Linked DNA regions of Homo sapiens: region 2 is linked to region 1. A link is an interaction called in ENCODE POLR2A ChIA-PET data of the cell type or tissue named here. Cell type or tissue: CD4-positive, alpha-beta T cell. All regions are shown on one strand. Each heading gives the region's core, and the rest is flanking DNA. Links, peaks and the distances in the headings are about the cores only.

Region 1 (5,259 bases), core at 1-5,000:
CATTTATAATGAGAAACAAAACTTAATTTGGAACATCTGATCTGTCTTAAAGTAATGAAAAAGTCAGTCTCTTCCAATATATTTTGATTGAGGATAACCTGTTTTAAAAGAAAAAAAAGTATAAGGAAAAAAGTAAAGCTTTTCATGAGCACAAATCCCTTGCATTGTTTGATGTTACTGATATTCGTAAAATGAATATTTTTTGTTTTGTTTTGTTTTATTTTTTTGAGACAAGTCTTGCTTTGTTGCCCAGGCTGGAGTGCAATGGCATGATCTTGGCTCACTGCAACCCCTGCCTTGCGAGTTCAAGTGATTCTTCTGCCTCAGCCTCCCGAGTAGCTGGGATTACAGGCGCTCACCACCACACCCAGCTAATTTCTGTATTTTTAGTAGACACAGGGTTTTACCATGTTGGCCAGGCTGGTCTCAAACTCCTGACCTCAAGTGATCCACCCGCATCGGCCTCCCGAAGTGCTGGGATTACAGTTGTGAGCCACCACACCCAGCCATAAAATGAATTTTAACCGTGGTTCTTACCCATTAATCTGTGTAACCTCATTTGTTAATGTTAGAGGTAAACATTCCAAATCTGTTTTTTCATCTTAAAAAGTGATATTTATAAAAAGTGAATTGTAAAATTGTTTGAAGAAGACTGTTTTTCCTGTTTATAATTCCTATTTTTATAATTGCAGAAATTCTAAAGCAGTTCCTGACTCATTTCGACACCATTTTTGAAGTGTTTTACAATTCCTTATTCTCTCAGCATTTTGAAAACTGCCGGGATACTTCTAAAATAGTAAACATCCTGATGTGTTTCCTGGATTTGCTTGAGCTTCTCATCGCCTCCAGAATCCACCTGAAGTTACATTTCACTTGCCAGAGGATTTTATTTTTGAAACCATCTTGCATGCTAGAAGTTATTACCTGGCCTATTCAGGCTTTTGTTAAAAGGAAGGTCATCATATTCCTCAAAAAGTGCCTTCTCTGTAAAGTGGGTGAAGACCTCTGTCGTGGATCTGTGCCTGCCTTAATGCCGCCAGACCATCATGTAGCGGTGGACATGCTGGCTTTAGCTAATGCTGTTTTGCAAGCTGTGAATTCGGGGTTGTTGAAGACACTGTCTGTTTATGAAAAACATTCCTTTTTTGGAGGTGATGAAGTTCAACCTGAATGTGAACTTATCACTAGTCCAGATCATGTGATCCTTAGAGCAGCAAGCTTAGTTATAATGAAATCCTTAGAAATCAAGTTTCAAAATTATTCTTCAGCAAGTGAAGTGAAAGGTAATTCTCCAAACTCCTTTTGTATGCAGTGTGTAATTATTTACTTAAGTACAGTAATTCATAATTATCAAATCTCAGGACTAGTTTAAATTCCAGTAATTTAAGCTGTATGTTATCCTATTTGTAACTTATTACATTTTCAAAAAAAAAAAAAAGAACTGGATTTACCTTTAAGAAACATGTCAGCTTTTTGTGCCTACAATGAATTTGTAAAGCATAAGGAATGATTTAGGTTTAAAAAAGTTGCTGTTGAGTCATCTCAAAGTAAGTGATGGAAATCAATTCATATTCAAGTATTTACAGCATTTTATTTATATTAATCCTTTTTTTTTTTTTAATCTAAACTGCAGGTGCGTGACCATGGCCCACTGCAGCCCTGACCCCCCTTCGGCCCATGCTATTCCTCCTGTCCCAACCTGGGAGGTCCTAGCCTGGGAGATCAAGGCTACAGTGAGCCGCGACCCATCGCACACCTGCACTCCAGTCCTGGTGCAACAGATGGAGATCCTTTCAGGGAGAGAGAGAGAGAGAGAGGAGAAGACAGAGAGATTAAAGAAAAATATGTTCACTCCCACTTATGTGTTTATTGTTATTATTGTTTGTTGTTATTTCTTTGTTATTGTTGTGTTTACTGTTTATTTATTTTGAGGCAGGGTCTTGCTCTGTCTCCCAGGCTCACTGCAGCCTCAACGTTTTGAGCTGAAGTGATCCTCTCGTCTCTGTTTCCCCACCCCATTTGTATTAATCCTTCATACAATTAGTGTTTCCACTAATGTAGATTATTGAAAATTAGATATTGAATTAAAGCTAATATATGAGAAGTTATATTGACAAAGAAATTGTTACATATATAATTTCCAGAATAGTAACTCAGGAGTTCAAAGTCTTCCATTTTACTTGAGAAAAATGAATAGTAAATGTCTCTAAACAGGCAGCATACAGATTCAGTGAAAAGTTTGAATTGTGAGCAATGACATCACTGAATTGCTTTGGATATAATTTAGCTTTTAATAACTACACATTAGTTATAATTCTGTGCAGTTTTAATTTATAACACTAGATGGCACCTGTTATATAATTCAGTTTTAAATTGTAGTTCAAACTACCTAAAACGTTTTTTATTTTTGTGCTTAATAGTAGTACTTCTATGCTTTAAACAAACAAAAAATATGTTTTTCTGTTATTTTGAAGACAAAATTATTTTTGCTTGGTTGCATTCTTGGACAGACAGCTCTGGCATCCGATGAAGTGATCTTAGTTGTCTGCTCATTTATTTATCTGCTTTTAGCAAGAAATCACATAACTTTTATTTCTAAGAGACAGTTGTTAGGCAGTTGTTGCAAATAGATGATGTAGCTGTACATTTTAAATGTATGCTCTGGAATGAGTCACTTTTTTTCCCTGAGCCTCAGTGTCCTCATTTGCCAAATAAAGATGCTTCCTAACTGATTCCTGATGACTTTTTGAAAGTGAATTAGGATAATTGCATCTTAAGGTACTTTAGACACTATGAATTTATATATAGGCAAGATATTCATTCATTCATAAACTATTGCCTACACTTTGAAATTTTCATTTTTTGAAGTTGACTTACAGAGGTTCATGTCTGAGTTACTGACCTTCTTAAAGCCTCATCTTCAGCCCTCTCTGCAATTACACAATCCGTGCAAATGGCTGTCTCGGGTTTTCATAGAACAAGACGATGACATGCTGGAGGCTGCCAAGGCATCACTGGGCATCTACTTAACACTGACCAGGTTAGTGTATTTTAAAGTAATTATTGAACGGCCTACAAGTCAGGAAAGCAGAAAACATTTCTGAGAATGTGCTGGGCGTGTTGCTTACTTTCATCATTTGGGGGAAAACATCCTGTTGCAGTTCCTTTCTTTAACCCTGACTTACATGAAAAGGAGATTGCATTTGTATCGCTAGGAAAACCTGGCTGGCTGGGCAGTTCTCAGGTAGTATAACTAGATTGGTATCTGAAAACATGGCTTCTGATTTGGTCTCCAGTAAGTCAGTACACTTCTCTGAATCTTAATTGTTGTTCATTTAAGACCTCTTTTCACCCCTAAGACTTACTTTTTTGTATTAAGCTTCAGTAAGATGATCTTTGCCTTTGTAAAGGTGAATACAAACTTAGAAATAATCAAAGAAGCTGTTCTGAATTTTCGTTTCAGTCGAATTTGGGCTGATACCTTCTTGAGGCAAATGTCTGAAATTGGTTAAGTTATGTTACTGATGATTTATACTGATTGTCTCTGCTTTATTAAAATAGCTGTACTTGGGTTAATATCTTCTTGTGGCAAATATCTATAATTGGTTATGAAGCTAATAACCGATGACCTTTTCCACTGTTTCTGCTTCTGCTTTATTAAAACCCTCACATATTTGCTTTATTTCCATTTCTTTCTTGGCCTGGGAGAAAGGGATTTCTTGCTAATGATCTGTGGTGCAGCGTTGTGCCGCCAGTACTTACTTGTATTATGACACTGCTGGCAATGGCTGCTCTTAGACTCTTGAGTGTTTGGGGCCAATTTTCAAAAGGTCCTAATCAAGAACACAAAATTCCTGCATGTGATTTGAATTAGGTTCAAAATGGTCAAATACAAGTTCAGTCTGAAAATGCACACGCCTGTAAGAGTGTATCTTAATTGTACTCAAAGTTAGCTCCTTACTCCTCAGGAAGTGGAAACCCCTGAATGAAACTGACTTTGTGTGTGAATTTCTCACTTTCTGAATCCAGTTCAGTGTGTCCAGAGAGGCATGTGCTTACAACATAGATAGTTTTTTTCAGATGTAGTTGTATTTGTTAAGATTTTTTTGGTTGTAAATGATAGAAACCAACTCTAATTTGAGCAAAAGCCAGCATTTATTGGCTCATAACTGGGAATTCTAAAGGGTCAAGTTGGAGTCAGGTATAACTATATGTACAGGGACTATAATCAATCATGTCATCAATCACTTCTCAATTTTTCTCTGTCTCACAGTTTTGAATTCATTCTCAAGGCATGGCCACCGGCAGTTCAAGGCGTACCTCAGCCTTACAGTTATAATCTTCCATAGCTCCAGCAAAAGTCCCAGGGGAGACCTGATTAACCCACTTGGGTCACAGAGCCTTGTCAGAACCAGTCATTGTGGCCAGGAGCATGGAGTGCTCTGATTGGTCAATCTGGGTCACATGCCCACCCTTGTTGAGGGTAAGGAAGGAGGTTTAGGAATTATCTTACCACATGGAATTGGTTACCTATAAGAATGAGGAGTTCTGATGTCGAGAGAAAGAACAACAGGTAACTTTTATTGGGCAGACAAAAACTAGAACTGCCAAAGTCAGTGGATTTTGCTTTACTGAGTCAGATTTCTTTAGAGCTTATGGGGAAGGGAATGGGTTTTGAAATTTTTTCTTTTAAGAAGTGATGCATAGATTTAAAAGTAATCTAATAGGTTAATTTATGGTATGTGAATTATATCTGGTAAAACTGTTTATTTTTGTAAGGTCATTAATCTGCATTCTCCATTATCTTCATTTTCAGAGGATGTGAAGCCACTGAAAGCTTGACTCAGGGAAAAGAAATGTGGGACCATCACACACATGAAAATGGCTATAATCCTCACTGTATTTTCTTGTTCTTCTTGAAAAATATAGGATTTGATTCCACAGTTCTTCTTGACTTTTTGATTTCATCAGAAACCTGTTTTCTTGAATATTTTGTTAGATATTTAAAATTACTGCAAAAGGACTGGGATAATTTTTTCACCATTTGCAATAACTTTGATGCAACTGAATCTAAATATGACATAAGTATTTGTGGCTGTGTCCCCTCACTTGTCCAAGACCAAAGCTCCAACCAAACAATACCCCATCGTTTGACTGCTCCTCATAGTCACAGAGATGTGTGTGCTCGGCACTCCTGGGCTTCCGATGCTCCCTCTGAACCACTGAAAGCTGTGATGTCCAAGGGGGCTCACACCATGT
Region 2 (5,501 bases), core at 223-5,222, 240 kb after region 1:
TCAACCCTGGCTACACATTGAATTTTCCTGGTCACCTTTGAAAAAATATCAGTGCCTGGGCTCCACCCCAGAGATTCCGATTCACTTGGCCTGGAGTAGGGGCTGAGGCATCAGGAGTTTTCGAAGCTCCCCAGATCATAACAATAGGTAGCCGGGGATGAGAAGCCCTGAGCCAGGGGGCTGCAGGCAGTCTGTGCACGTAACTGCATTTTCAGTCGAATTTTTTCTTTCTGAGTAACTGTTATGTGGCAGACATTGGCAAAAACAGGAGGAATAATTCTGATCTTGCCTCAGTGGAACAAACCGTTAGGTCGTGAAAAGGTCCTATAACATGGGGTAGTGGGCTGGAATGTAAGAGTGCAGGGGGCTGCGGGGAAGGGGGTTTATTTAGGGAAGAGAGGTCAGGGAGAGAGAAGGAAGGCTGGTGGGTATTTGGGGTGAGACTGTGTGTAATGCATAGGTGGCACTTCTCAACAGGACGTTTGACCACTGGTGGCATGCTGACAATGGCAGTGTTAGGCTTGAAGGAACCTGGGGACAGTGAGACAGTGAGGGAGGAGGAGGCAGGGCCCTTCCTCACGCAGGTTCCCAGGGTGAGGGCCCTGTACAACCCCTCCTTCCTGGTGCTAGCCTGGCCACATCCCTGTTCGAGGTCGGGGCCCAAGAGGGCAAGTGGCTGCCGGGGCGAGTACCCACTAGTCCATTCATCCATCTTTCCCCAGCATTGCTGTTTTCTTCCTTAAGTTTATAGAAACCAGCACATGGGGGCCCTGAGAATTGTAAAGAAAAACCTTCCCTAAGGTGCTAAGTGATGCTTTGCATGTGTATATGAGTGTGTATGTGTAGGATTTCTCACCAAGGTGAGATCTCCCTGTCTTTAAAAATTTGTATCAGCTTAGAACTAACAGCTGACTGCTTTTTATGCCGGGGTTTGTGAATGCAAACTCTAGACTGAACGAATAATAACTAGCTTTGAAAGTGCTAGATCCTGGGGGGGCTTTGACCCACAGCCAGGGTGTTTCCAAATGAGTGCAGCCCCTCATTAGAGTGAAGCGTATCCTCTGGGGAGCAGGTGGGGGGTCCTCCCACGCGGGGCTCCATCCCAGGCACTGTGCCGTACCCTGCCCACTCTTTCTTGACTGCGGCAGTTTTCGGGTGTTCTGCACCGAGGCCGCATCGCGCACAGCTGTGATGGAGCTCTGCAGATCCCACTGTGGCCACCGTCTTCCATTTCTTCAGTTTCCCCAAAGTTTCCTAGTGAACAAACTCAAGTTTTCACTTTGAAGGAGAGGGAGGAAAGCTGTGCTCTCCTGCAGGTCATGCAGTGCCACTTTGAGACAGTTTTATTTGGGCAGTAAAATCTTTGAGTTTTTCTTGGCAAAAGTTCTAATGAAATGGAAACCTTGAAATATGCTTAGAGCGGTAAGTATGGCCTCACCCTGTATCTTGGGGACGCAAGATTGTAGGCGATCTTATTAGTTGATCTGATTTACTTTCCAGGAATCTTGGTACTGGTGCATCCTTTCAGAACGTAGAGCTGGGGTCTATCTCATTTGGCTTAAGTGAGTTTTATACTTGAGACTGGAGTTAGCTCTGCGTGTGGTGGGGAGTGCTGTTTCTCCAAGTGTGGTCCCTGTATTACATGGAAACTTCTTAGAAATGCACATTCTTGGGCTCCAGCAGGACCTCCAGGTGATTTGGGCACACGCTAGGCTTTGAGAACCAGGGGTGTAGTGTGTCATGGCTTTTGAAAAGTGAGGGTGGAAGAGGGAGACAAGAAAGGATGCCATGGCCCCCTGAGACTCATCCGCCAGATCTCCTGAATCTGCGATCAAAGGCAGTTCGGGATTGTTCCCAGGAGAAGGGGATGTTGACTGCATCGATCAGTGTTCAAACCAGGTCCTCCCCTGGCCCTGCCTGGGTTCGATTTCCTTGAGAGATTTACCATTTTGACTCTGCATAAGAAGGGAAACTAGCAGCAGGTGCCTGCTGAAGGAGGGCAAATTGTTTTGATGCTGTCAAAACAATACTAATGTTACTCTTAATATACCCAGGGATAAGATACATTTTTCCATTAGGGATACAAATGTCATTCCCAACAATTTCAGTGTTGCCTCCCAGGTGGACTTTTGGGGGGATGATTTTTGAAGTAACTTAAAAAATAATTTTAAAATTAAAAATTTGATAATGAAGTAGTTCATCTTCTCTGAAAGCCAACATGGAAAATGGATGCTGTTGTATCTGTCTCTGTACCCCTACCCCCAACGCAGCTGCTCTGTGGTATGTTTGTAAGTCACACACAAGCTCACTCTTGGGCTCAGGTAAATCTGACCAATCTGCAAAGAAACGAGCCCAGACCTGGAAAACCAAATCACAGCAAGGTGGTCTTGCCTGCCCCTCCGGGGGGCCATGGGCGTGTGTGAGTGAGGATGACCGACATCGCGTTTCCTTCTCCTTTCTGGACAGGTTGGCCTCATTCAGCTTGGGCAGGAGCAGGTGCTAATCCAGCCCCTCAACAACTCCCAGGGCCCATTCAGTGGACGAGAACATCTGATCAGGCGCAAATGGTCCTTGACCCCCAGCCCTTCTGCTGAGGCCCAGAGACCTGAGCAGCTCTGCAAGGTTCTAACAGGTGAGTCGGGGCAGCAGCATGACCAGCTTAGAACACACGCACAGCCCACATCCTTTGTGTGTCTCCAAGTGCACTGAAGCCACATGAGTGAGAACTTACCTTCCCCTATATTTCAAAAGCTGTTTTATTGCCCTGAGACCACTTCCTTTTCCTTTCTATGTGTCTTAGTGTCGGCAGTCCTTTGAAAAAGTCATCGTTTTGTTTCTGCAAGGAACCTAGGATCTCTTTCATGCAGTCCCTCAATTTTATATATCAAGAGCAAGTTGAGGTCCAAAAAACCTTGTAGCCGAGCTTGGATAAGAATTCCCTCCTCCTGGTGCCCTGGCCAGGAGCTCACTCTTAATAATACAGTGCTCCCGAGTTCTGGCCGCAGTAACTAAAGCCACCTGGGGCGCCTCTGAAGCTGTGATTCGATTCTCGATTCTTACAGTGTGGCCCCCGGGCCAGCAGCATCAGCATCACGTGGGAACTTGTTAGACATGCACATTTTCAGGCCAGAGCTGTGAATCAGAAACCCTGGGGGAGGGTCCAGTCATCTGTAGTTTCACGGGTCCTCCAGGGGATTTAGATACGTGCTAAAGTGTGAGAACCACTGCTTTAAAACTTGCCATGCACTGGCCTGTCCCCCAACATCCTGATCTGTTTTAGTCTGGGGTATGATTTGGGTGCCAGGGTTTTTAAAAGTGATTTTAAGATGCAGTGTGGGGGGAGAACCTGGGGCTCTTATACTCTGGGTCTCTCTTTGAACAACCCTAATGTGGATGACCTGTCACCTGTTTAAGGACATTTCATGGGGCTACAAATGTCCCCAGATGAAGTTGGAGCACAGGTGGCATTTCCTCCCAGGAGATCGTGGGACCCCACTGCTGACTTCTGGGGGTTGTGCTTCTGTAGTTTAAAGACTTATCTTTGTATGAAAATGCAGTGTGTCTTGGTTTAGTATTCTGGTGACATTGGAAACAATGTGTCTTGGTTTAGTATCCCGGTGACATTGGGAATAAATTATGTGACTGCTTTAGAATTACCTTGTTATTTGTAAACAAGTTTTGCAGTTGAGCTCAGCTGCTGTGTGTGGACTGGATGGCAGTACATTGACTTTCTCCTTAGCCTAGTCTGTGTGGGCAAGGTGAGTATTAGAGGTGATTGTGCTGGATAGAGGGCATCTCTGAAACCTCAAGAGAGCTTTGAGTCTCAAATGGAGACATTAGGGTTTTTCTGTTCTTTCTGCCTCCTTACAAAAGTGAGGAAGACCCCGTACAATTACTAGCACCTAAAAAATACCTTTTAATAGGAAACAGGGTCTTTGGTCTGACAGTTGGTTGTGTGTGGATTTGATGTCAGTATGGCTTTTTTTTTTTTTTTGGAGACACGATCTCACTCTGTCACCCAGGCTGGAGTGCAGTGGTGTGATCATGGCTTGCCACAGCCTTGACCTCCTGCGCTCAGGTGATCCTCGCTCCTGAGTAGCTGGGACCACAGGCGTGCACCACCACACCTGGCTAATTTTTGTTTTGGTAGAGATGGGTTTCACTGTGTTGCCCAGGCTGGTCTTGAACCCCTGGGCTCAAGTGATCCTCTCGCCTTGGCCTGCCAAAGTCCTGGGATTATAGGCATGAGCCACTATGCCTGGCCCCCTGCAGTGTGCTATTTTTAACCTGAGCCCCTGACCCTACCTAGTTCTGTCTTGACGTACCGGCACAGAGGCAGAGGGATTTCTCTACGGCAGTGGTTCTCAGTCCTGGCTGTACCTTAGCATCACCTGGGAAGCTTTAACAGCTACTCACGCCTGGGTCCCACCCACAGAGAACCACTTTAATTAGACATCCTGGGGACATCTGGCAAAGTAAAGACTCCCAGGTGGTTCTGATGTTCAGCTGGTGTTGAAAACCACATCGCTAAGGACTGTTAAACCTGAGGAATAGCACCTGTGGGCCATCGGGAGTGGATTTTCCCATTTGAGCACCTTCAAGCAGGGCCATGCAACGAAACAAAGGACAGATGTGTCTTCTTCTCACTGTTCTCTCTGCTCACGCCACCGTTCATCAGACTCTAGTCCATGGTCAGAACTCAGCGTGCTTGTAGATGAGATAATGGGATGTTTGTCTAATGGCCGCCTTCCATCCCCTTTAGTGGTGTGATACTGAGGATCACTGACATGATAAATGGTGCTTGTGTTTGCATTTTTGTCCCTAAGGAGAGTTTTGAGGCATTCTTTTGATAGACTGTTTAGCCTTTAATGAGGAAATAAAATTAACAAAATCAGGGTGGGGTGGGTGTGATGGAACAAGTTAAAACAAGAGCAGCCACGCAAGACTGTAGGGAGAAATTTCTGAACTTGCTTAAAAATACAATCTCTCCTTCCCTGCTCTCAAACCTTGCATCAGCTTGCTTTTTGGTGCGGGAGTAATGTGCGGATTTAAGGTTGTGCCAGACTCAGGCTCTGCACTAGTCAGGAACACAGACACAGAGGAGAGTTACATATTTTGCTTCTGGTCCTTCTTGCATTGCATGAAATATTCAGTAAATGTGGCTGTCCTGAGAATGACAATGGGCCTTTTAATAGGCTGAGCTAATGAGCAGTCAGTTAGGCCCTATCTAGTTTGGATTAGCTTTCAAACATCAGGAGTTTAGAAATCGGGAAAATTAATTTACTGGGACATCTGCAAAGTACATTCTTTAAGTTTCCTAGAAGTTTCCTAATCTTTCCTAGAAAGATTAATCAGATTAATCCAAGCTTTCCCATGGGAACATGCTCTTCCTGGCTGAACATGGCAGCCATAGGTTTCGTGCCCTGTTGGTGACCCTGTGTTATGATAGCCTTGGACATGGTCTGAGAGTAGCCTTGCCGGCTCTTGTAGGTGAGGAGAAG

Evidence for each region. Peaks named below come from ENCODE experiments on the same cell type or tissue, not always from the same donor. Only the 100,000 strongest peaks of a DNase experiment are listed, where the experiment ranks them.
Region 2: POLR2A ChIA-PET joins it to region 1 with 5 read pairs; 5 of 35 experiments call an interaction of 5 or more read pairs at or near these places.

Annotation. Positions count from the first base shown.
Region 1 is chr15:100,569,675-100,574,933 of GRCh38, reverse strand. LINS1 (lines homolog 1) reads left to right here. Exons shown (of 7, transcript NM_001040616.3): 5 at 693-1,283; 6 at 2,869-3,040; 7 at 4,817-5,259. Among named protein-coding and RNA genes, the nearest start is that of LINS1, 30 kb to the left of the region's middle. In CD4-positive, alpha-beta T cell, for the core only: a CTCF peak has its summit at 2,332 (motif pointing right); a DNase peak (open chromatin) is centred at 2,323; H3K4me3 peaks cover 766 bases; H3K27ac peaks cover 1,789 bases.
Region 2 is chr15:100,328,020-100,333,520 of GRCh38, reverse strand. It overlaps ADAMTS17 (ADAM metallopeptidase with thrombospondin type 1 motif 17), which reads left to right. Exons shown (of 22, transcript NM_139057.4): 3 at 2,467-2,632. Among named protein-coding and RNA genes, the nearest start is that of ADAMTS17, 11 kb to the left of the region's middle. In CD4-positive, alpha-beta T cell, for the core only: no CTCF peak of the experiment used is centred there; a DNase peak (open chromatin) is centred at 2,700; H3K4me3 peaks cover 933 bases; H3K27ac peaks cover 826 bases.